Regions from separate parts of the Homo sapiens genome. Here region 2 is linked to region 1. The links are chromatin loops, found by intact Hi-C in ENCODE. Cell type or tissue: IMR-90. All regions are shown on one strand. Links, peaks and the distances in the headings refer to the core of each region. The heading gives the core; the rest is flanking DNA. Region 1 has its middle 640 kb from the start of MMUT. Region 2 has its middle 480 kb from the start of MMUT.

The links. A loop is a pair of places that touch in the nucleus more often than their neighbours do. Peaks named below come from ENCODE experiments on the same cell type or tissue, not always from the same donor. Only the 100,000 strongest peaks of a DNase experiment are listed, where the experiment ranks them.
Region 2: a loop joins it to region 1, with 2.5 times the contacts of the local background. A loop is called at or near these places in 2 of 110 quality-filtered maps.

The regions. Positions count from the first base shown.
Region 1 is chr6:48,819,885-48,832,021 of GRCh38, reverse strand. No RefSeq gene overlaps it. Among named protein-coding and RNA genes, the nearest start is that of MMUT, 640 kb to the left of the region's middle. RefSeq lists an enhancer at 4,050-5,249. In IMR-90, for the core only: no CTCF peak of the experiment used is centred there; DNase peaks (open chromatin) are centred at 4,511 and 4,891; H3K4me3 peaks cover 642 bases; H3K27ac peaks cover 1,269 bases.
Region 2 is chr6:48,972,495-48,984,631 of GRCh38, reverse strand. No RefSeq gene overlaps it. Among named protein-coding and RNA genes, the nearest start is that of MMUT, 480 kb to the left of the region's middle. In IMR-90, for the core only: no CTCF peak of the experiment used is centred there; a DNase peak (open chromatin) is centred at 6,411.

The DNA of each region.
Region 1 (12,137 bases), core at 1,292-9,291:
GACATATATATTTTATATATTAACACATATTATATTTAAATATAATATATACTATAAAGTTAATTGTGTCACTTTTCTTTACAATGTAAGCTATATTATAAGCTGCAATCATTGTTTAAAATGTAAGCTAAAAGTTTAAATATAATGTGTAGACTGTAGAATATATTTTTGAGATTCACTAGGCTTATTGTGTGTATTGTGTATTAATTTAAAAATACATCTGTCTTTGCTTCTTTCGAGCAAAATATATATGGTATTTAATTATTTCAAAGTGAGTTCTAAAACGTTATACTTTGCTTGAGTTTAAGTCTTTTTAAAAAATCAATAGGTAACAACTCATTTGACATTGAATATTTTGAATTACTGGAAAACCTCCAAGTTCCTAATCTGTTCATCCTTAAAAATAAAGTAAAGAACAAAATAAAACATCTTTAAATGTCATTTGATTAATAAAATGTAGCTTTTATGGAATCTTGAGCTTAATTGGATTGCTGGCATTGCTGAACTCAGATTAAATGCATTTGGATCAATATTAATTGGTTCAACTATGGTGTGTATATCATTGAGTTACTCATTGTTGGATGAATTACACCCCTGCCTGTTTTTGGACAAATTTCTGTCTCCTCTATGATTAAATAATGTTTTAGATAAGTTATTGTTTAAATGATGGCCAGATTCTAAACTCAAAGGATTATATAACTGGAAAACATCACAGCCAATCACTGCCATAAGAAAAAAGACTATCTAGGGAAGACATGATTTATAGACCCTTCGTAGTTGTATTTATATTACTGTTTTCTTTTTTAAATTTGTATACACACAAGAAAAGAATTATTGAAGTAGATGCTCTTCAGTGTACTATCTTGTGTCTTCTTCAAGAACAGAAAATGCTAGAGCCCATCAGTTGTCAGACCCCACCTAAGAGAAATTTAAGCTTATTGTCTCCTGGGTGATGACAAGACTAGTGCAGGTATGCATTAATTCGTTTTGTTGATGCCAAATGCTGAACAAAAATTGTATTTGGCAAAAATACATGGCTGAAATAATATGTGTGGATATTTCAACCTAAACTTACCCTTATTATTGCTACTTTGTTTTAGATATTTTAATATGTATCTATTTCTACATACCAAAAATGTCTACCACTAAACAGATTTATATTAGGAGATTTATTGCCACAATATTATTTAATCTGTATTACTAGTCTCTCCTCTAAAATAAGTATTCATCTCATTTTAGCGCTAGAGTTAAATGTTCTTCCTATGGTTACACAGCTAGTAAGATATGGCTTGGGATTACTCACCATGATTTATTTCTGCTCCAGAACCCAGGCATATTTTTCTTTCATCTTACAGTCTTAGAGAGATAGATCACATAGTGACACAAAATAAATACTATCTTTTAATTTTACTAAATTCATGTCTGATAAGTAATATTGTAATATTTAAAATGTTTATTTATAGACCAGAGCAGGTGCAAGATGCCAAGAATGCTATTTTTTTTTTTTTGAGACTGAGTCTCGCTCTGTTGCCAGGCTGGAGTTCAATGGTGTGATCTTGGCTCACTGCAACCTCCATGTCCCAGGTTCAAGCGATTCTCCTGCCTCAGCCTCCTGAGTAGCTGGAACTACAGGCGCGTGCCACCACCCCCAGCTAATTTTTGTAGTTTTAGTAGAGATGGGGGTCACCATATTGACCAGGATGGTCTCGATCTCTTGACCTCATGATCCACCCATCTTGGCCTCTCAAAGTCCTGGGATTACAGGTGTGAGCCACCATGCCTGGCCAACATCGTTTTCTTGATATGTGTGTTGTACATGCGAATTTTGTAAATTATGCATTTAAATTTTCTAGTAATTGTGAATTTAAGTAAATAATTTCCAGAGATGGAATGACATTATTTTCCTATTCACAAATTTGACATCATACATTTAGAATTGAAAAGGTGACCATAGCTATCTCACACAACACATAAATGGCATGCACTCTAATCTTATTCTCTGCCCATTGATCCTTGAAAGCAAAGGATGTGCCTTATTCATTGTTTGGGGCTCAGCATCTGTCATAGATTAGGGCCATAGAAAACTTCTAGCAAATTAACAAAAAGGCTTTATAAAAGCAAAAAGTTACTCTTAAAGGTAAAATTAAGGGGGCGTAGACCCTCATTCAGATGAAAACTTTTTTTTCATCTTTCGCATTTGCCTTTTAACCCATAACACAAATGCTATTTCTCACTCCACTCCCAAGCCTTCTGGAGGCAGTGGAAGTGGCATGAGAGTAGCCTCTAAATTGTTTGAACAGATAGTGGCAGGTATTGTCTTCCGGCACTAAGACAAGTCACTGGCTTTATTTGTTAATCACATCCTAATCACACCCTAATTCTTGCCCTTTAATTTGCAAATAAGGAAAACAATTATGAGTCAATTGTTAATTAGAGACTTCTCCAGCTGGAGGGAAATTAGCCTACCTGAGTTAGATATGTTTACTTTCATTCTTACTAAGTAGAGTACTCAGAAGGTGTGTCTTCTTCTGAGGCTTTCACTTGGCAAAGATAAAATTAGTAGTCTCTAACGTATAGCTAGTAGAGACCAAGCAAAATATGATTTGTTGTCAGTTGCATCTTTTCTCTTGCCAGAGGCAATTGATTACTGAACTCGTTATAGGTTTAGGAGTGTTGAAGATCATCAGTATCATAACCAAAAGGAAAATAATGTGTTTGAATGTGTTATATGACTTATTCAATTTTTCCTTTTCTGCAAGCACAGTAAAAATTCTCTTGGTAAGGACTGAGACTCACTTACTCTATTATCATATATCCAGGACTAAACAGTGTCTAGCATATGTGAAGAATAGTAAATAAATATTTATTGAATAAATGTTACCATGTGATCTTTCTTGAGAGAAGCAGTGACACAAAAATTGAAAACGTGGTCCAAATCCAATTTGGACTCTATTTTCATGGAGAATTTGAGGTCAACTTATTAAATGAATATTCAACATATTCTGCAGAATGAAAAATAAATCATTGTTATTTTTCAAACTGTTTCAGATACAAAAGAAATCCAAAACAACAATAATTAAACAAGAATTTTTTTTTTTCAAACTTGGTCAAATTCATTTCAAAACAAAACTCAATGCTTTGGAATATGTGCAGCTAAAACTAAGTTTATCACTTTACATCTGAATTAAGTGACCTTGTTTTCTAGAAAACAACCTCAGTGAATGAAAGATACCTTGCTGAGCATCAGAAGACAAAGATTTAAGGACTAACTTCTGAGAACACTTGTACCATCAACAGCTCTGTGTTTTGAGTGTACCCAGCTCACTTGGTGTTCCAATACCAGAGCAACAGGGTGGCCAGCAACAGTGTCCTAATCATAAATAAACAAGAGCCAGATGTGGATGTTTACAGTGAGCCTTTCACGGGAGGCCTTTTTTTTTTTTTTTTTTTTACCTGGTAGAAGGCTTAATGCCTAGTTGTCCTGCCTGAGATAGAGAGCCCCTCACACGGAAAACTTGTTTATACTGGCAGATGCCATTGTGGCTCTTCTCTGACCCCTGATCAGTTTATTCCTGTCTGAGCATCATTCTGGTAATGGGAGAGCTCACCTTGTACACCGCTTTGAACTAAACTCTGATTTTTTGTCTTGCCCAAATTCCTATTTAGGAGTCCTGGGGAGTCATGCCCTACAAATCATAAATTCTTATCAGATGGGTTTTATTTAGTCCTATATATCGTGACTTACTTTCCAACCTGACTCTGGCATAACATTATGAGACAAGGAAGAAATCAAATTATTTTGCCCCAAAAGATGTTTATTTGACATATTTTGAAATGATCCAGCAAAGCTGTTCTTTGTGGGGGGAAAATTTTCATCTGTAGAGAATCTTCATTAACATAGCTAGATCTTTTCCTGCTAGACCTTCCCAATCCTAAACAGATTAATTAAGATCTGAATAGAAAACATTTGTCATCTATTGTCTCTAAGGGCAGCCATTATAAGACTTCAAAAGAACTTTGGTCTCTACAACCTTTTATCTTAACTTGAACATCCCCTTCCTATCAATCCAAGGTCTTTAGACAAACTCAGCCAATTGTCAATCAAAAATGTTTAAATTCACCTATAGCCTGGAAGCCCCCATGCTTTGAGTTGTCCTGCCTTTTTGTACCAAACCAATGTATTTATTAACTGTATTTGATTGATGTATCATGCCTCTCCAAAATGTATAAAACCGAGCTGCGCCCCAACCACCTGGGGCACACGTTCTCATGACCTCCTGAGAGGTTACTCATATTTGGCTCAGAATAAATCTCTTCAAGTATTTTACAAAGTTTGACTCTTCTCGTTCAAACCGCCCCCCAAAGCCCCACCCCACTGTTCCAGGAAAAACCTGGCCTGGGGCTGCCTCCTAAAGAACTAGGGTGTAGTGAAGACTCAGTCACAACTTGAGTCATCTCTCCTCCCTGGCAGAATGGGCTCCCTTTTTGCCTATCCTTCCTGTGAGGAACCATCAAGGCATTTGCCTGCACTGACTTAAAGTTCTTATCTGTGGCTTGAGTCATTTGGGTGTGGCATAGAACTAGAAACTGTGTCGATGGTGACTGAGCCCTGGTATGAGAAAGTAAAACGTGTATTCAAAATGAATGCCCAGGCAACATACAATTTTAAGAATTCTTTACACCCTGAAATTCCATTTCCTCATCTCTTAGGTTCTTGATTTGCTGGAGAGTATTCCTATTAGGATAAAAGAATATAAGGAATAAGATGCTTTCTTTATAAACTACAAGATCTGATAGAGTGTCAGCTGTACCTTGTGGTGCTGTGCAATAAAATGGCTTATGATGTCTGAGTCAGAGCTTCTCAGTTATAGCTCATGGAGGCCTCTGGGAAAAAATGACTTATTAACGCTGAATCATTCTTTTGTCGTTTCTTAAATAACAGGGTAAATTTAGCAATTATTTGTAGTCATGACACATTCTGATTCTAACTGGAGCAAAGATTTTGAAACTTTAAACCAAATGGAACTGAGCATCATCCATCCATTCCACAGACCTGTCTGGAATAATTTTAACCAGGAATCTTAGTGCCCTCCTCCAGCAGCTCTTCCCCAGAGAGTCATAAAGTGATTTTAAAATTTTTATCTGTGATTTACTAGCCATTCCCAGAGGACAAGCCTGCTGATAAGAAAAAAAAAAAAAACAAAACTATTTGGCTTGCTTTTTCTTATTTCTTCACTTTTAATCCATCTGAATGTTCTCTGTATAGCTTGGGTTATTTATCAAAACCCAAAGCACTATGCTTAGAAATAGTATCTTAGAATAACAGCTAAAGTTATCCTTAGGATTAAAAAACAGAATAAATGAGATTTATTTTTATGAGAATCATAAAGTTAGAAGAAATTGGAAGTCTTGTCCTTAAAAATAATCAGAAAAGTAACAAAAAAGAAAAAATCTTATATCACAAGGAAGGAATTTTGTTGTTAATAAAAATGACTTTTAAAGGGGAGAAAGTGAAGTGTTAACATAAGACTGGGCTGTAAGGAATTCCTGATAATGTACTACAGCTTTGCAACATTTAATTCCCACAGACTGTCAGAAAGCTGATTAACTGTAATCAGGAATATGATGTTTGCCACATATTATAGGACCTTTTCGTTAGTGTGTTTTATTTGAGAAATTAAATATGTATTTGACCACTGCTTACATAAACAAACTCAAAAAGAAATTTCTCAAATATCCATCATAGCAAGCATTTTTCATACTACAGTCATACTTTATCTAAACAATCGTTTACTTAGATTTATCCTGGTCTTTCACTTTCTCTGAATTTACACAATGTCAGGAAAAAGTTTTGATACACAATTACCTTGAACCAAGTTATTTTATTTTTTAAAAAATAGCCCTATTACAATATAATTCACATGCCATGTAATTCACCCACTTGAAGTGTATAATTCACTGGTTTTTAATGTATTTACAAAATTGTGCAACAGTCACAACAATAAGCATTTCCATCACCCCGTAAGGAAATCCTGAAACCATCATCAGCCACTCCCCATTTCCCACCAGCCTTAGGTAAAGATCAGTTTACTTTCTGTTTCTATAGATTTGCCTGTTCCGGACATTTCATATAAATGGAATCATACAATTATGGTCTTTTGTGACAGGCTCCTGTAAATTAGCATGTTTTTAAAGGTTTGTCTATGTTGTATCACTATAAGTATTTCATTTATTTTTATTGCTGAATAACATGCCGTTGTATGGTTATACCACATTTTGTTTCATTTGATGAAACATTTTGGTTGTTTCCTCTTGAGGGCTAATATAAATAAATACTGCTATTTTAGAACTGATCTGTCCTCTTAATGTTAAAATTGAGCAAGTCAACCTGGCTTATAATATGAATCACTCCCTGTGACAAAACACACTTACTCTTTAAGGAGTCCAGGACTCCTTAAAATTTGGATTTGAAAGATCAAATTGGGGCCAGGTGCAGTAGTTCATGCCTATAATCCCAGCATTTTGGGAGGCCGAGGCGGGCAGATCACCTGAGGTCAGGAGTTCGAGACCAGCCTGGCCAAAACGGTCAAACCCCATCTCTACTAAAAATACAAAAATTAGCCTGGCATGGTGGCAGGCGCCTGTAATCCTAGCTACTCAGGAGGCTGAGGCAGGAGAATTGCTTGAACCTGGGAGGCGGAGGTTGCAGTGAGCTGAGATTGCACCATTACACTCCAGCCTGGCGGAGAAGAGCGAGACTTCATCTCAAAAAAAGAGAAAGATCAAATGGGGATGCTCTGTAAATTACTATACTTTACAAATAATCGGTGTCCCTTGAGAGCATTGTAGTGCTTGAAGTTTAGAAAAAGCTGTTTTTTCATTTGCAAAGAGATCTACCTTTCAGGAGTATCCATATACTGAAGATAAATGTAGGAGTTTAGGGGCTTTGATATTTTTTATGAAAATAGAAAAGAATCCCCAAAACAATAGTGATAGCCTACCACCTCACACATCCGTCATATGGACCACAATTTTTAACATACATGGAAAGACAGGAAGCATTATTGAACACATAAAATGAGAGCAGATCCCAAGCTAACTAGGGCAGTAGAAAAATATTCTTTCGCAGCATTCATCAGTTAACTTACTAATTAGCATTATAATTATTCTGAAGACTAGGAACATTTCCCCTGGAAGGTTCCTTTTTTTTTTTTTTTGAGACAGAGTTTCACTCTTGTTGTCCAGGCTTGGGTGCAATGGCGCGATCTTGGCTCACTGCAACCTCCGCCTCCTGGATTCAAGCAATTCCCTTGCCTTAGCCTCCTGAGTAGCTGGGATTACAGGCATGCACCACCACGCCCACCAATTTTGTATTTCTAGTAGAGATGGGGTTTCACCATGTTGATCAGGCTGGTCTCGAACTCCCGACCTCAGGTGATCTGCACCCCCGCCCCCCGCCCGGCTTCCCAACGTGCTGAGATTACAGACGTGAGCTACCGCGCCCAGACTGGGAGGTTCCTTTTAATCAGGAGTGGCAAGAGGTACCCAGCTGACTTAAGGATACCTAAAAGAATATCTTTATGGTAGAACTACTATCAATAGTTAACTTGGAGTTAAGGAAAATTCAATATTCTTGCTTTTTACTTAGTAAATGTATCTTAAGCCTTTGTCTTGTTCTCATCACCTTAATTTCCAGTATTCCCTCTTTCATATATGGACCTCAGTGTTCACAAAAGATATTTTACCCATGTATTAGCACTCTAGACAGGAAAAGAAAAATGAGAAGTGATTTTATTTTTATTTTTATTTTTTCTGAGACGGAGTCTCGCTCGGTAGCCCAGTCTGGAGTGCAGTGGCATGATCTCGGCTCACTACAACCTCTGCCTCCTAGGTTCAAGCAATTCTTCCTCCGCCTCCCGAGTAGCTGGGACTACAGGCAGGTGCCACCACGCCCGGCTAATTTTTTGTATTTTTAGTAGAGATAGGGTTTCACTGTGTTAGCCAGCATGGTCTTGACCTACTGACCTCGTGATCCACCTGCCTCAGCCTCCCAAAGTGCTGGGATTACAGGAATGAGCCACTGCGCCAGGACAATTATTTAATCAATTAAAAGAATGATATTTCCAGCCAAACAAAGAGAAAACCAGTGTACAAAAATGCCTGTCTTCTGTTTTTGAATGAGTATTCAAACCCTAGCAAGCTCTCTTATAGTTTTAGTCTCGAACAAGTTTGAGATGAGTCAAGAAGCAGCCAATGAGCTTATACAGATTTCTAATATTCAAGACTTTTAAAATTGGAAATGCCTCAATAAAGGGAGGTGTTACATGCTCCATGAAAGGAATCCATAATTGAATAATTAAGCTGACTGATTCGGCTGTTCTGAGAGCAGTACCTATTATCAGTAGGAAGAAATATTTTATAACTCTAGGAGAGGAGGTCTGTATGAAAAATTGATAGGCAATATCAACTCTTTAAAGAACTGAATTTATTTTTGGCTTCTTAAGTAGTAAACTAAAGCCTTCTTAAAATTCATCTTAAGTGATTCTAATTATTCTTTTATGTTGTTATTTTCTGTTTTTAATGAACTCTTCTTTCAGTTGTATATTTCCTTTTTTCCAGATTTTTGCTTTTCAAATGTACAGAAAATTTCAAAGAATGCTTCAATAAACACCCACATGCTCTGTACTTAGATTGACCACTTAATATTTTGCCACATTCACTTTATTTCTGTCTGAGTATATGGGAGGTGATAACTCTATACATAGCTAGATAGATAAGATACATAAACAATAGATGTAGTCACACTGTCTAGACTAACACATAGATAAATGATAGGTTGGTAAATCGATGGATAGATTGATTTACATAGGTCTTTATGGAACTATTTGAAAGTGGCACACATTATAACACTGTTAAAAAATAGCATTTATTTCCTTAAATCAAGTAAATTATTTTACAAAACTTTAATAAAATTATCACACTCAAGAAATCTATTGCCTATCCCATTATGGTTGCCAGAAAATTTACTATTGCTGTATTGCGTCCAGAGTAGGTTCCTTCCGGTGGGTTCGTGGTCTCGCTGGAGCCATGGACCTCCACAGTGAGTGTTACAGCTCTTAAAAGATGGCACAAACCCAAAGAGTCAGTAGCAGCAAGATTTATTGTGAAGAGCAGAACAAAGCTTCCACATCATGGAAGGGGACCCTACAGGGTTGCCACTGCTGGCTGCAGTGGCCAGCGTTTATTCCCTTATTTGACCCTGCCAAAGTCCTGCTGATTGGTCCATCTTACAGAGTGCTGATTGGTCCATTTTACAGAGCACTGATTGGTCCATTTTACAGAGTGCTGATTGGTCCATTTTATAAACCTCTAGCTAGCCACAGAGCGCTGATTGGTGTGTTTTACAATCCTAGCTACAGAGTGCTGATTGGTGCATTTTACATTCCTCTTGTAAGACAAAAAACTTCTCTGAGTCCCCTCCCCACCCACCCAGAAGTCTAACTGGCTTCAGCTCTCAATATTATTATATAATATTCTGTCCCCATTTAAATTTCTACAATTTTCCCAAACGCATTCTTGATTATTGTTTTCTTTGATCCATGAGATAATCATATTTTATGGGTAAAATGTAGTTGTTTTGCCTTTTTAATTTTCTTTAATCTAGAACATTGTCACCATCTTCCTTTGTCTTTAGTATCATTGAATGACATTTTTGAAGAGTTTAGATAACTTTTGTTTATTTGTTTTTCAAAAGTCTCTTAATTTATTTTTTTATTTTCCTCATGATTTTGTACAGATTAAATATCTTTGGCAAGAATAGTATATAGGTGATGTTTCCTCCCTTTTTTAAATTAAAGATTGTTTCATAATCTTCTCCCACTTCAAGGCACTCATAGTTGTTGGCATCTATGTACATAAATGTTCTTGGCATCCTTCTTTTTTACTTTCTTGACCCTTATCGTTTTTCCATGTAGCCTTCTTTGAGAATATTCTTCTATTATTACCTAATGCTTCATTTTAGTAATTATTCCTCTTTGACAGATATTTTATTATTTATATCTAATTCCTAAAGCGTTAACATTGTGATTACTCCTAAAATTTTAATCTGTGAAGTATTTGTTTTTTCCAATTCTTTCACTTTGATCAATAAATTTTTATATTCTCTACATAAAGTTTGTATTATTGCTTATGGAAAAGACTCCCATGTTCAATGTTGTTTCTTTAAACTCCCTGCTATTTAGTATCCAAATCACAGATCTCTCTGCATCTTTTGTCATTTTATATACTTAAAATATAGTATATACTCAAAATACAATATTTGCCTTTTAATGCATCAGACCTTATCTTGAAATAAAAACTGAAGTACAAAATATCCATTAATACATTAGTAAACTAATTAATAAATACATTTTTATAAGATTTATAGCTGATTGTCAGACATTATAAATTTCCAAATATGTAAATTGACTTTAGAAAGTAAAACTAAAAGGCTTTTAATTTTTTTTTTAATTTTTATAGATAGGGTCTTGCTGTATTGCTCAACTGGAGTGCAATGGAACAATCATAGGTCACTGTAGCCTCAAAACCTGAGTCTCAAGCAATACTTTTGCATCAGTTTCTCAAGTAGCTGGGACAACCCACACACACTACCATGTCCAGATAACTGTTCATTTTTATTTTTTATAGAGAAAGGGTCTCACTATGTTGTTCAGGCTGGCCTTAAACTCCTGGCTTCAAACAATTCTCCCACTTTAGCTTCCCAAAGCCCTGGGATTATAGATGTGAGCCACTATGCCTGGCTGGCTTTTTAATATATATATATTTTTAATTTTGTTCTCAATTTTAGATTAAGGTTAAAAATATAGTACTGATAATTTCCTTGAATACTGAGGACTATTTTTAAACTAGGATATTTAAATGATAACCTAATGATGATTTTTTTCTCCTTTGGTTAAGGATTCTCGATTGATAGTTAATTAATTTGTGGTTGAACTAACTGAAACATCATAACAGATCTGAGCAGACTAAACTGTAAAAGGAAGTGATAACTATGTGAATATGGGGTTGTACTATGTCACAGATATGCAGACCCAAGGACATCTGAAAGAAATGTTCTTAATGTATAGGTTTTGCTGTCATCAGAAATATTTGGTTAGTGATTCCAAGTTGATTTGGTATTATTGTTTCTTTTTGCTGGCTTTTTTTTTTTCTTTTTGAGACAGTGTCTCACTCTGTCGCCCAGGCTGGAGTGCAGTGGTGCGATCTTGGCTCACTGCAAGGCCCGCCTCCCAGGTTCAGCCATTCTCCTGCCTTAGCCTCCGGAGTAGCTGGGACTACAGGCGCCCGCCACCATGCCCGGCTAATTTTTTGTATTTTTAGTAGAGACGGGGTTTCACCGTGTTAGCCAGGATGGTCTCGATCTCCTGACCTCGTGATCTGCCCACCTCAGCCTCCCAAAGTGCTGGGATTACAGGCATGAGCCACCACACCCGGCCCTTTGCTGGCTTCTTAATGGTAACAATGCATGTGGTGGTGGTGGTGGTGGTGGTGGAGGTTTGTGTGTGGTGTTAATTCTCTCCTTTGGTATCCAGTTAGTTTTGTTTTGTGTTTGATCTGTTTTGTGGAGGCCTTTGTATATTATCTGGCCCTATCCAGATATGATGAGCTATATTTTTCAAATACAATTTTAAATATGGAAATTAAATCTTAAAATAATTTTTCAAGCTTTGTCCAATGTTTTACTGAAAATCATTAATTTAGTATTAATTGCACATATTTTTATGAGCTACTTTGTAAACACTTTTTCAAAAAACACAGTTCCTACTCTTTGTGAGCTTTTGATCTAGTTAAGGAATAAACTGGAAAATCCACTTGTGAATTTCTATTCATTGAACAGAAAAATGCAATGAAGCCATAAACATTGGAGTAATTGATGATGCATGAGGTTAGTCATAAAATATTTACCTATCGTTTTTTCCTTAATCTTTAGCTTTTTTAACTAATTTTTCCTCTATATACATCTTATTATCTGATAAAATGATAGGAATCTCAAGGCAATAGATTTCATATTTTCCTTCAAACTTTCTCATCAAAACACATCATATTAAGTCATGCTACAGCTAAGTTGTGCTCGTCTC
Region 2 (12,137 bases), core at 1,685-9,684, 150 kb before region 1:
CTGTTTTACAGAGAGCTGATTGGTCCGTTTTAACAGGGTGCTGATTTGTGCGTTTACAATCCCTGAGCTAGACACAAAAGTTCTCCACGTCCCCACTAGTTTAGCTAGATACAGAGTGTCAATTGGTGCATTCACAAACCCTGAGCTAGACACAGGGTGCTGATTGGTGTGTTTACAAACCTTGAGCTAGATACAGAGTGCTGATTGGCGTATTTACAATCCCTTAGCTAGACATAAAGATTCTCCAAGTCCCCACCAGACTCAGGAGCCCAGCTGGCTTCACCCAGTGGATCCCGCACAGGGCCGCAGGTGGAGCTGCCTGCCAGTCCCACACTGTGTGCCTGCACTCCTCAGCCCTTGGGTGGTCGATGGGACTGGGCGCCGTGGAGCGGAGGTGGTGCTCATTGGGGAGATTCGGGCCACACAGGAGCCCACGGTGGTGGGGTTGGGGAGGCTGAGGCATGGCGGGCTGCAGGTCCCAAGCCCTGCCCCGTGGGGAGGCAGCTAAGGCCCGGCGAGAAGTGGAGCACAGCAACTGCTGGCCCAGGTGCTAAGCCCCTCACTGCCCAGGGCCGGCAGGGCCAGCTGGCGGCTCCGAGTGTGGGGCCTGCAATCGCGGGCAGGGTGGGTGCCAAGGGCAAGGAGGCACCGAGAGCGAGCGAGGGCTGCGAGGGCTGCCAGCATGCTGTCACCTCTCACTTTGACACACATCTGTTATTTCTGCAATTAGGTACAAGAAGTTACCGAAAGTCCTATAAATATTGGCTATGGAATATAAGCCAACACCCAAATCTGAAGCAGCGATAACAGTTGAACATTTTCTTAAGGGTTTTCTTTTTCTTTTTTTTTTGGTCTTTCAATAAACTCTTAAGCCTGGTTTATATTATAAAGCTTTGGTGCCTCCTCGGCCTTGGCACCCACTCTGGCCGCAATTGCGGGCCCCGCACTCGGAGTGGCCCACCAGCCCCGCTGGCCCCGGGCAGTGAGGGGCTTAGCACCTGGGCTAGCAGCTGCAGTGCTCAACTTCTCGCCGGACCTTAGCTGCCTCCTAGCGGGGCAGGGCTTGGGACCTGCAGCCCGCCATGCCTCAGGCTCCCCCACCCCACCACCATGGGCTCCTGCATGGCCCGAGCCTCCCTGATGAGCACTGTCCCCTGTTCCATGGCACCCAGTCTCATCGACCACCCAAGGGCTGAGGAGTGCAGGCGCACGGCTCGGGACTGGCAGGCAGCTCCACCTGCGGCCCTGTGTGGGATCCACTGGGTGAAGCCAGCTGGGCTCCTGAGTCTGGTGGGGACTTGGAGAATCTTTATGTCTAGCTAAGGGATTGTAAATACACCAATCAGCACTCTGTATCTAGCTCAAGGTTTGTAAACACACCAATCAGCACCCTGTGTCTAGCTCAGGGTTTGTGAATGCACCAATTGACACTCTGTATCTAGCTAATCTAGTGGGGACGTGGAGAACTTTTGTGTCTAGCTCAGGGATTGGAAATGCACAAATCAGCACCCTGTCAAAACGGACCAATCAGCTCTCTGTAAAACAGACCAATCGGCTCTCTGTAAAATGGACCAATCAGCAGGATGTGGGTGGGGCCAGATAAGAGAATAAAAGCAGGCTGTCCCAGCCAGCAGTGGCAACCCACTGGGATCCCCTTCCACGCTGTGGAAGCTTTGTTCTTTCACTTTTTGCAATAAATCTTGCTGCTGCTCACTCTGGGTCCACACTGCCTTTATGAGCTGTAACACTCACCACGAAGGTCTGCAGCTTCACTCCTGAAGCCAGCGAGAGCACGAACGCACCAGGAGGAATGAACAACTCCAGACACGCCACCTTAAGAGCTGTAACACTCACTGCAAAGGTCTGCAGCTTCCCTTCTGAGCCAGTGAGACCACGAAACCAACAGAAGGAAGAAATTCCAAACACATCCAAACATCAGAAGGAACAACTCCGGACACACTGCCTTCAAGAACTGTAACACTTACCACGAGCATCCATGGCTTCGTTCTTCAAGTCAGTGAGACCAAGAACCCACCAATTCCGGACACAAAAGGACTTCTGAAGACAGCATTCACTACATCAATGTAGTACTGTGTGATTGAAATTTTGGCTCAATTCATTTGTCACCTCAGTCTTCTTTGATGGCCTTGAGGGGGTTCGACCACCTCAATCAATATTACAAAAATCTTAAGACCAGAATTATGAGTATAAAAATACAATGTAATCACAGACCCACTTCCCTCTCAGTGGTTTGTCGAGGTCCCTAGGAGTAGCATGCCCCAAAAAATCAGGTCCACCTGGAATCTCAGAATGTAACATTAGTTAGAAACGGGGTCTTTGCCGATGTCATTAGTTGGGAATTCTGAGACGAAATCATTCTAGATTTAGAGTGGGCCTAAAAAGAAGGAGATTTGGCAGTATAGTCACAGAGAAGAAAGTCTTGTGATGATGGAGGCAAAGATTGGGATGATAAAGATACAAGCCAATAAACTATCAAGAATTGCCTGGAAACACTGGATGCTAAGAAGAAGTAAGGAAGAACTTCACTCTGCAGCCTTCATAGAAAGGCTGGCCCTACTGACTCCTTGATATGAGACTTCTGTCTTTAAGAACCGTGAGAATACATAACTGTTACTTGTGGTAATTTGTAACACCAAGTTCGTAGTAATTTGTTATAGCATCTGTAGAAAATCAATAGACCAGGAAAGAGGGAGGAACTCTCAGGAGCACCTCACTCAGGATATACTGTTAATACTATCCTACCAGTAATCCTAAAAAATTAAAACAAGCTTCTTTTCATGTCAAGTTTATCCTTTAGCATGGTTATAATTTCTGTGATTCATTTAATGAGAACCTTGCAATGAATATAGCCTCGAGATGTCATTTGGCACATCATTTTCATTGATATGTAAACCTCTTAACACATGTAAGCTACTGGAAGACAAGGGCCCTACTATTTGAATTCAGTATCAATTCAGTTATGGATTATCTGCAACTGAAAAATCACCCTGTGCTTTAACCTCCTCTACAAGATACCTACCAAATTTTCGATTAAGCTATTTATGCTAAAGGGAAAGTTAATTCTTACTGAGATAGCTCCTTCTAGCTTTTCAAAATACCTTAAGAAAGTCTTTAATGTAGAGTTAAAATATTGCCAGTTATAAGATTTATACTTCCACTCTAATTTTAGCCCACAAGACCACAAAAATAAAGTATTTCTTCCCACAAGTACATCCCTAAGTTTTTGAAGCTAACTGTATTGTTATCCAGTCCGTGTATTTAATAATAATGTTTTGCTCTCCTTTTTCTGCAATTTAAACTTGTTCATTTCCCCCAAAGAGATGCTCAGAAAATTAAGACTTAATTTCTTGTAGTATTAACATGTTTGAATATATCTCAGATTGGCTATATCTCCCCTAGAACTCAGCACCCAGAATTATATATGATTTTTAAAAAATATCTTCCATAGTACAGTGAAAGGAAGTATAGTATATTTTATCACGTATTAACAAACACTGATTAACTAAGAATGTTCCAACTTCAGTTGTAGATATTTGGAGAATCCTACACTGGATATTTTATATAAAAATTATATGGAAAATAATTTGATATTTAGAAAAAAAGTTTAAAATATTTTTTGCTTCCCCATTTAAGGTAAATCTACCTTCTGAGCTTCTTGTATTTGACTGTCTAAATGTCCAGTCAGGCTTGGAAAGTTTTCCTGAATTATTCCCTCAAACAAGTTTTCCAAACTTTTATTTTTTTATTCTCCCTCAGGTACAGCAAAGATTCTTAAGTTTGGCCATTATGCATAATCCCATATTTCTTGGAGGCTTTGTTCGTTGCCTTTTATTTTTTTAATTTTGTTTGATTGGGTTAATTCAAAAGCCTTGTTTTCAACCTCTGAAATTCTTTCTTCTACTTGGTCTATTCTTTTGTTACAACTTCCCACAGCATTTAGTAATTCCCTAAGTGCACCTTTCATTTCCAGAAGTTCTGATTGTTTTTTCTTTAAAAGATCTATTTCTTTAGAAAATTTCTCATTAGATACTAAATTAAAAAAAATCTTTATGTTGGTTTTCACCTTTCTCTTATACTTCCTTAAGTAGCTTAATAATCAACATTTTGGATCCTTTATCTGTATTTCAAATATTTCATCTTGGTTTGGATTCATTGCTGGTGAGCTAGTGAACCCTGTTTGTCCTCCTGCTAGAATATTTTTTCTAGTTCCTTCTCTTTGGGGTAGACTATTTCTTCTAATTATTTTTGAATTATTTTTGAATTCAACAGTGTTTTTAAATTTTCTTTTTCTTCCTCTTGAGGATGTAACTTTAATTTTTTAAATTTCTTGTAAACTAATACAGCTCTGTGTGCCTTCAGGGGTGAAGCTTCTGTATGAGTAACCTAGTTATAGATTCTTTGTATGATGGCTTTAAGCTAGTTGTAGTAGCAATGTGCTTGGTGTATGATCAGGTTCATTGTCTTCTGTGCAGTTGGAATGACAGAGGTCTCTTGAAACTTATCTCAAGGGCCAGATTACTGTGAGTGCTGCTGCTCCTCTAGGTCTAGCCACTCGGTGGGGGTGCCTCACTCCAGGCTGGTGCTAGGGAATGTCTGCAAGGGGTTCTGTGATGTGACCTGTCCTCAAATCTCCCAGCAGTGGTTACCAACACCAGCTCTGATGGTATTGGCAGGGGAGTGACATTGGCATATACCTTGTGAGATTCCTTGGTTATAAATAGCCTTAGTGTGTTGACTTTCTCAAATGCTAGTTGTAGTGGTAATAAAATTGTCTTGCGGACAGGTTCAGGACCTCCTGGTTAGCCAGAATGATGTAAGCAATGGTGATAGCTGAGGCCACACACAAGTTTTCTCTTTTCCAAGCACTGTATTATTGTGCCTGCAGATGGTGTAATGGACTGTGTTGTTTGGACTCCTGTCAGGAGGTGGAACTTGCAAAAAAAAACAACAGCCATGGTGGTATTAGTAAGATTTGTGTTTGCCTTATGTGACCCAGGAGAGGTACTTTTGCATCTCAGGCAATGGGCAGGGCCATGGAACTCCCAAGAGTTTCTGTCCTTAGTGTTAAGTCACCAGAGTGGATGGAGGGGCAAATCTGGGTGGGGGCTGGGTCAGGCAAGTCCACACTGGCTCCACATATGTGGGCACAAGCAACAACTCCAGTGAGAATCAGAGGGCAGTTCTCTGGCCACTGGGGTAGTGTTCCAGGGAGGAGCACATCTGCCTCTGCCATACCGAAGAGACCACATGAGGAGTGGGGAACAGCAGGCAGCAGTAAGCCCCACCCAGCTCCCACACATTTGGCAAAGCGACCTCACACCTGCGGTGTCCCACTAGCAGCAACTAACTAGGTTCCAGGCAGTGTGCTCAGAACTCAGAACCACCCCAGGCCACAAGCCTTCCCTGCAGAGACAGAAACCAAGGCTTTCAGTCCACGTTCTCCAAGTCTGCCTGTGAAGCATGCGTGTCTAGCTCTCATGCCTGCGGCTGCAGCACAATCTCCACTCGCCCCACGGTTTTTGCCAAGGTCTTTTATTCCCATTTGAGATTATATCATAAATCTCAGTTGGGAGCTTCTCTCAACCTTTGCTGCCTGAGTTAGCTAGCAGACTTGCATGAAGTCTCCTGTAAAGTAGGATCAGGTATGGGTTCCCTACATCCCCACTGGAAACTGGGAGCTCACACAAAGTCCATCTCAGAGCCATTCATTTTTATATACTCCCCACTGCTCATTAACTCACCTCCAGCGCTGGGTAGGATTAGGGCCTTTCCCAGTGGCCTGTATTGCCAGGTTCCCCAGTCGGAGAGTATATCCCAAAGTCACTTTATCCCCCTCTCACACTAGAGGCACTTAACAGTTTTCACCTAGCTCACAGTGTAGGCTGCAGCCTGATGTTTCTTTCAAAGGGTCTATGATTTCTTTTAGTTTTTTTAAGTTCCTGTGTTGCTTCTTGGGAAAAAGTTCAGTGTGATTCTCTACACACTATTTTGTCTTTCCAAGTGGAAGAGGCATGCTAGCAATGTCTCCAATCTGCCATCTTGGAAAAAAAATGGGTCTTAATTTTTAACAAAAGGCTTTAAAATAAAATAATAATAAAACTATAAATAAATAAAGGTCATAGAATAAGGATATAAAGAAAATATTTTTGTACAGCTGTACGATATGTTTGTGTTTTAAGACAAGTGTTACTACAAAAGAGTCAAAACATAAAAAGTATTAAAAAGTTTTTAAAATAAAAATGTTACATTCAACTGAGGTTAATTTATTATTGGAGAAATAAAAATATTTGTATAAATTTAGTGTATCCTAAATGTGCAGTGTTTATAAAGTCGACAGTAGTGTACAGTAATGTCCTAGGCCTTCGCATTTACTCACCACTTACTCACTGATTCATCTGGAGCAACTTCCAGTCCTGCAATATCCATTCATGGCAAGTGCCCTCTACAGTTGTATTGTATTTTATCTTTTATACTGTATTTTTACTGTCCCTTTTCTATGTTTAGATACACAAACACTTACCATTGTTTTACAATCGCCTCCAGTATTCAGTACAGTAATATGTTGCACAGGTTTGTAGCCTAGGAGCATTAGGCTATAGCAAATAGTCTAGATGTGTGAGAGGTTATACCATGTAGGTTTGTGTAAGTACACTCTATGATGTTCATATGATTTCCTAACTACATATGTCTCAGAACATATCCCCATTGTTAAGTGATGCATGACTGTATAAAATAAGTATTTCCTAAAATCTAACTCTTATGTTAAAACTCACTTTCCTTATAATAAACACTCACTTACTTTGCATCTTCCTCTCTCAAAGCTCAGTGACTAACTCACTACACAAAGCTATAATGAGTGTTAAACATAAAGGTCCCTGGATTTTCCTGTACTCCTTACAGTAGTCTGTCATTCTTAATCCATTTAAAATAATTAACAAGGGAACCAGCCTAGCCGAAACTTAAACTTTATAGAATATAATGTTATTAAATAAACTTAGACCCAGATGATACCTTAAAATCATCTCCTCCTGATAACTTATAGCAATAAAAGAGAGATCAGGGATTCTAAATAACCTACGGAATGTTACACAGTTTCATAGACATATATGTCAGGGTTAGAAACTGAACATACCTAATTTAGTGCATTTTCGTCTGTTGTTTATAATATGACTTATGTCTTTATTTAAAAATAATAAATGACTTTTTCTTGATAGTTAAGAATAAGAAGGATATTTGGAAAAATAATATGGGTTGATTATTTTACAGACTCAAACATTAGAATATAGTTTCTAATGTTAACTTGTACTTACGTTTCTTTAGTGATTAACTCCAATAGTTGCATATAAATTCTAGAAATTTTATGGATTTAACCAATTCTAAAATAATATTTTGCTTCAGACTATGTTTAAAGATTTAAGTTAAAGAGGAGTAAATACAAATAGAAATTCATTTGGTACATGAATTTATTCTCACATATTAAACTGGGTTCTCCCTAATTTGAACATATTTTTCTTGAAGGCTAATATAATAAAGTGTCTTACTAGTGCTTAGATAGTGTCATTTAATCAGTAGATGCCCAATATATGTTGTTAAAGATGAACTTAAAATGAACCCTGTGAGACTACTGGGCACATGTCTCAGTTTAAGGATGAATGATGTCTCCAGTACTTATAGCCTCAACTATTTCCCTTGCCTCCTTGCCAGTCTTCCTTCTGCAAGTCTAACAAAGAGTAAGTGAACCACATGAATTATTAATATAACTAACCCTGGAGAATTTGTATTCTAACAAAGATCAAAGCCTCAAGGTAAATCTATAAATTCCTGGTATGGAAATGTAGACATGAGTAAGAATTAAGGGAGAAAAACAGAGAAACTACCCAGCACCTTGCAGTCACCCTATAGTATGAAGAACATGGTCCCAAATTATCAATTCTTTGGTGTTATTTGATGATTTTTTAACACAAAGTGTCTATTGCTTTAGTCGTACTGTATCAGTTGGTAGAAATATTTCAGTTTTAGAAATAGTTTGAGTGATTTGCAAGAAATGTATCTCAAAAATAGCAAAATAATTAAAACTAGCAATTTTTTCCCAGAACAGCTAGTCTCAGTTTTGTGACTCCCTAGGGCAATGATTTTGAGGCTTGTGAGCTTGATAACGCCAACCCGAGGCAATTCCATTGGACAGAATCTTAGGTGTTCTCAGACAGCCTAGAGGGACACATCTTGTGTGAGATGTGATTTTCAGGTTGTAAATTACTAAGATGTGCTAAGTCTCCCTTGCTTAGTGTGGTACCTAAGATAATAACTTAATGTATGAATTGAACTCCCCCTCCTCATATTGTGAAGGACATAAAATTCCTCTGAGTGGTCGAAACTGAAAATCACTAACTTTCTATGCTCTGGAAAGTGACATTTATCAGGGCAAGAACATGACAAGTATTTGGAACAAAGTTGGTCTCTTGGGTATGAGCGTATGATCTCCTGGTCCATAATCCTTGGTCTCAGCCAAGTTTACCACGGAGGCGCAGCCAGCCTTGTTCATAGATGGATCATTCCATTTGTGCGTTGCAAAATTACTTCACTGGAGTGATTTGGTGGTTGACATTCATAAACTTGAGAACAGTGACCTCATCTTATTTACTAATTTGACATATCTGAGACTGCGTTAATGAAAATTCACTAAGATATTTCATGCAATTGATGCTGGAAAAATCTCTTGAAGCCTGTAATTGGTCAACCTAAAAAGTCACACAACTCAAAATACATGAGCACCATAAAACAGTCACTTGCCGTGTACAAGCATTTTCCTTCTATGTCAGTTGGCATACATTCATTCATTCAACAAATAACATTGTAAGTGCCTACTATGTTCTTGGAGATGAAAATACAGAGTTAGACAAAATAGTCAAATCACTGTCTTCTTTGACCTTTTATGCTTTTGATTTCCTTCTTTCATACCTGTACCAAAGTAGGTTATCTTTAAAAAGACAACATTACCAGAACACTACCTTTTCTAACAGATTAAAAGTGGTCATTCTGCTTCCCACTGGGACCAGGCTGTAAATGATTCAGGAATCCTTTTAAGTTTGGGCTACATTTGATGGTGCTTGGTTTATTAATAGACTATACAATTCTTTTATTTGTTGTAATTACTTCACAATGTGATAACTAAGCCTTCTTCAGTGAGCAGGTCTCAAGTGTGGATATGTAGCATTCATGTCACCAACACCTCTTGTTACCTACTATTATCTGCTTCCTTTCATCAACCCCAAACTCAGTCTGGAAGCTTCCAAACATCATGTCTGCATCAAAGTTCAGCACAGATATTACTTTGATTCCCTTTGTCTCTGGAGAAAATTTGAAGGAATATTTTCACAGAAAAGGTCCTTGGGATTTGGGATCTTAGATGTACAAAAAAGGAGTCTAAACGTCTAGCTCCTATGAAATTTATTTAGGAGGACTCCCCTCTCAATATAGGCAACTTCTATAGGAGTGGATTGGAATCAAGAAAAATTGAAGTCCAATTCAAACCGTGTTATTTACTAAATGGCTGTGCTAGTTACTTAACTTATATAAAACTTAGTCTCGGCCAGGCGTGGTGGCTCACACCTGTAATCCCAGCACTTTGGGAGGCCGAGGCAGGTGGATCACAAGGTCAGGAGATTGAGACCATCCTGGCTAACACGGTGAAACCCTGTCTCTACTAAAAATACAAAAAATTAGCCGGGCGTGGTGGCGGGCGCCTGTAGTCCCAGCTACTTGGGAGACTGAGGCAGGAGAATGTAGTGAACCCAGGAGGCAGAGCTTGCAATGAGCCCAGATCGCGCCACTGCACTCCAGCCTGGGTGACAGAGTGAGGCTCCATCTCAAAAAAAAAAACAAAACAAAAAAAAAAAAGAAACACAAACAAACAAAAAAAACTTAGTCTCTTTACCTTTAAGATAGGAATGAAAATTACTTTGCATATTCTTTGTAATGCTACAAGAATCAACTGAGATAATACATAACAACTGCTCAGGTAATATTCTTACCCCTCAGATGCTTTGCAATAAGAATCAAAAGGTGAATTTCATGGTGTGTAAATTTTCTCAATAGAGCTTCTATAAACAAAATGGTGTGGTGGCCTTTAATATAAATTTACTATGAATAATAATATACATTACCTTTGAATAATGATACAATTTCAAAGCCATTTATATATATTACAATACCTGCAATCTACCTGGTACTTTTAAAACAAATATATATGTATACACATATATATGTATACATATGTATACATATATATTTATACACACACATATATATCATACATTTTCTCTATTACTTTATATTATCAGGGAGGTGAAAAAAATAGGTTCAGAGAGAGTCAAGGCGATATAATTTACAGAGTGCCTATTATGGGACTAGTGTTATGCTAGACCTACAGATACAACGAGTGAGTCATAGAACTCACAGTATGGCAACAGACATCTTAGCAAATAATTATAAGACAATCTAATAACCAAAATAAATTATCACTGCATTATGGGCTATAAATGTACTGATTATAAAAAAAAAAAACTGACATTCTCAGGATTGTTGGGAAGATCAACATTAAAAGTGACAATTTCTGTGCAGTTATTTCAATAGCCTTGGTTTTGCTATTACTTTATTTAAAATACCATAGAAATGTAGAAAGAACAGGGATAAGGTAGCCAAATGAAAAGAAGAGGAGCTTTGGAAGGAGTCAAGTTTGATTTCATATCCTATTTCTTTCACTTAACATCTTTATAAACTTATATAGATATTCTAACACCTCTGATATTTAACTTCCTTAATTACAAAATTAAGATAATTTCTATCTAAAAAAGGATATTTGGGGCTTAGGGAGACATTGACCAAGCTTAGAGAAACATTGGGCAAACTTCCAGGAAAGCATCTTATTACTATGAGGAAATCACTCCAAAACATTGTCCTGTGAGGTAAACAGAGCTTAATGCACTGCATGAAACATAGCACTCAATATGATAGTAAGGAACTCAATTATATAATCTCTTCATTCTTAAATACTTATAACAAAAATGCGTCATCCATCTGATTTAGCACATTCAGCATTGATAGCTAATTATATTGTCACATGTGTCAGGTTTATATCCACTTATACATTCCCTGAAAGACAAAATTGTGTTGTATTTTTTGTAATTCCCTCACATATCACATAAAAACATGTTTGGTAGTGGCTAACATAAGAAATACTTTTTTTTAATGCTTGACTCTTGGACTTGATCACTCTACTTCGCTTTTTCTCTTTTGAATACTATCTTTCAAATTTCAGAAGGATGGCATAGCCACACACACAAAAAAACTAAAGGTCTTCATGTTTAATCAATATAGAACTTCATGATAACAGTAAAGATTTTGTTGAGATGATCAAATCTCAAAAGAAATAACAAATTCCAGGTCTTACTATTCCCAGGAGATTTTTACTTACTAGAAATAGTGGTAATATATTTTCAAATGCAACATTAAATGTTCCCATGGTTTGTTATGGTAAAGGTGGAAGGATGAACACAGTCTAGCAGGTGAGACAACCTATACAGATTTAATTTATGAAAGCCCTTCAAGTCAAAGACTGTGTCTTAAATATCTTCTGATTTAATTTTTTATACATGAATAGCACTTAACAAATGTTGAAACAAGTAGTAAAATAGATACTTAAGAAGATTTAGACTTTCAGGCATACTGAACCATGATTTATAATATTGTTTCCTTAGGAAATTCATTTTGAATGTGATTTGGTACTCCAGGTGTGGCAGAATCTTCCCCAACTAAGCGAGTGTATGCTTTCAACCCAGTGCTTCTATGAGTGTGACCTTTTTAGTTTCCACATATAATAAGATCATGTGGTATTTGTCTTCCTGTGCCTGGCTTTTTTCACTTAACATAATGTCCTCCAGGCTCATCCATGTTATCACAAGTGACAGAATTTCTTTCTTTGCGAAGGATGAATATTATTCCATTGTGTATATATAGCACCTTTTCTTTTGCATTCATACACTGATGGACACTTAGGTTGACTCCATATCTTGGCTACTGTGAATAATACAGCAATGAACATGGGAGGGCAGATATTT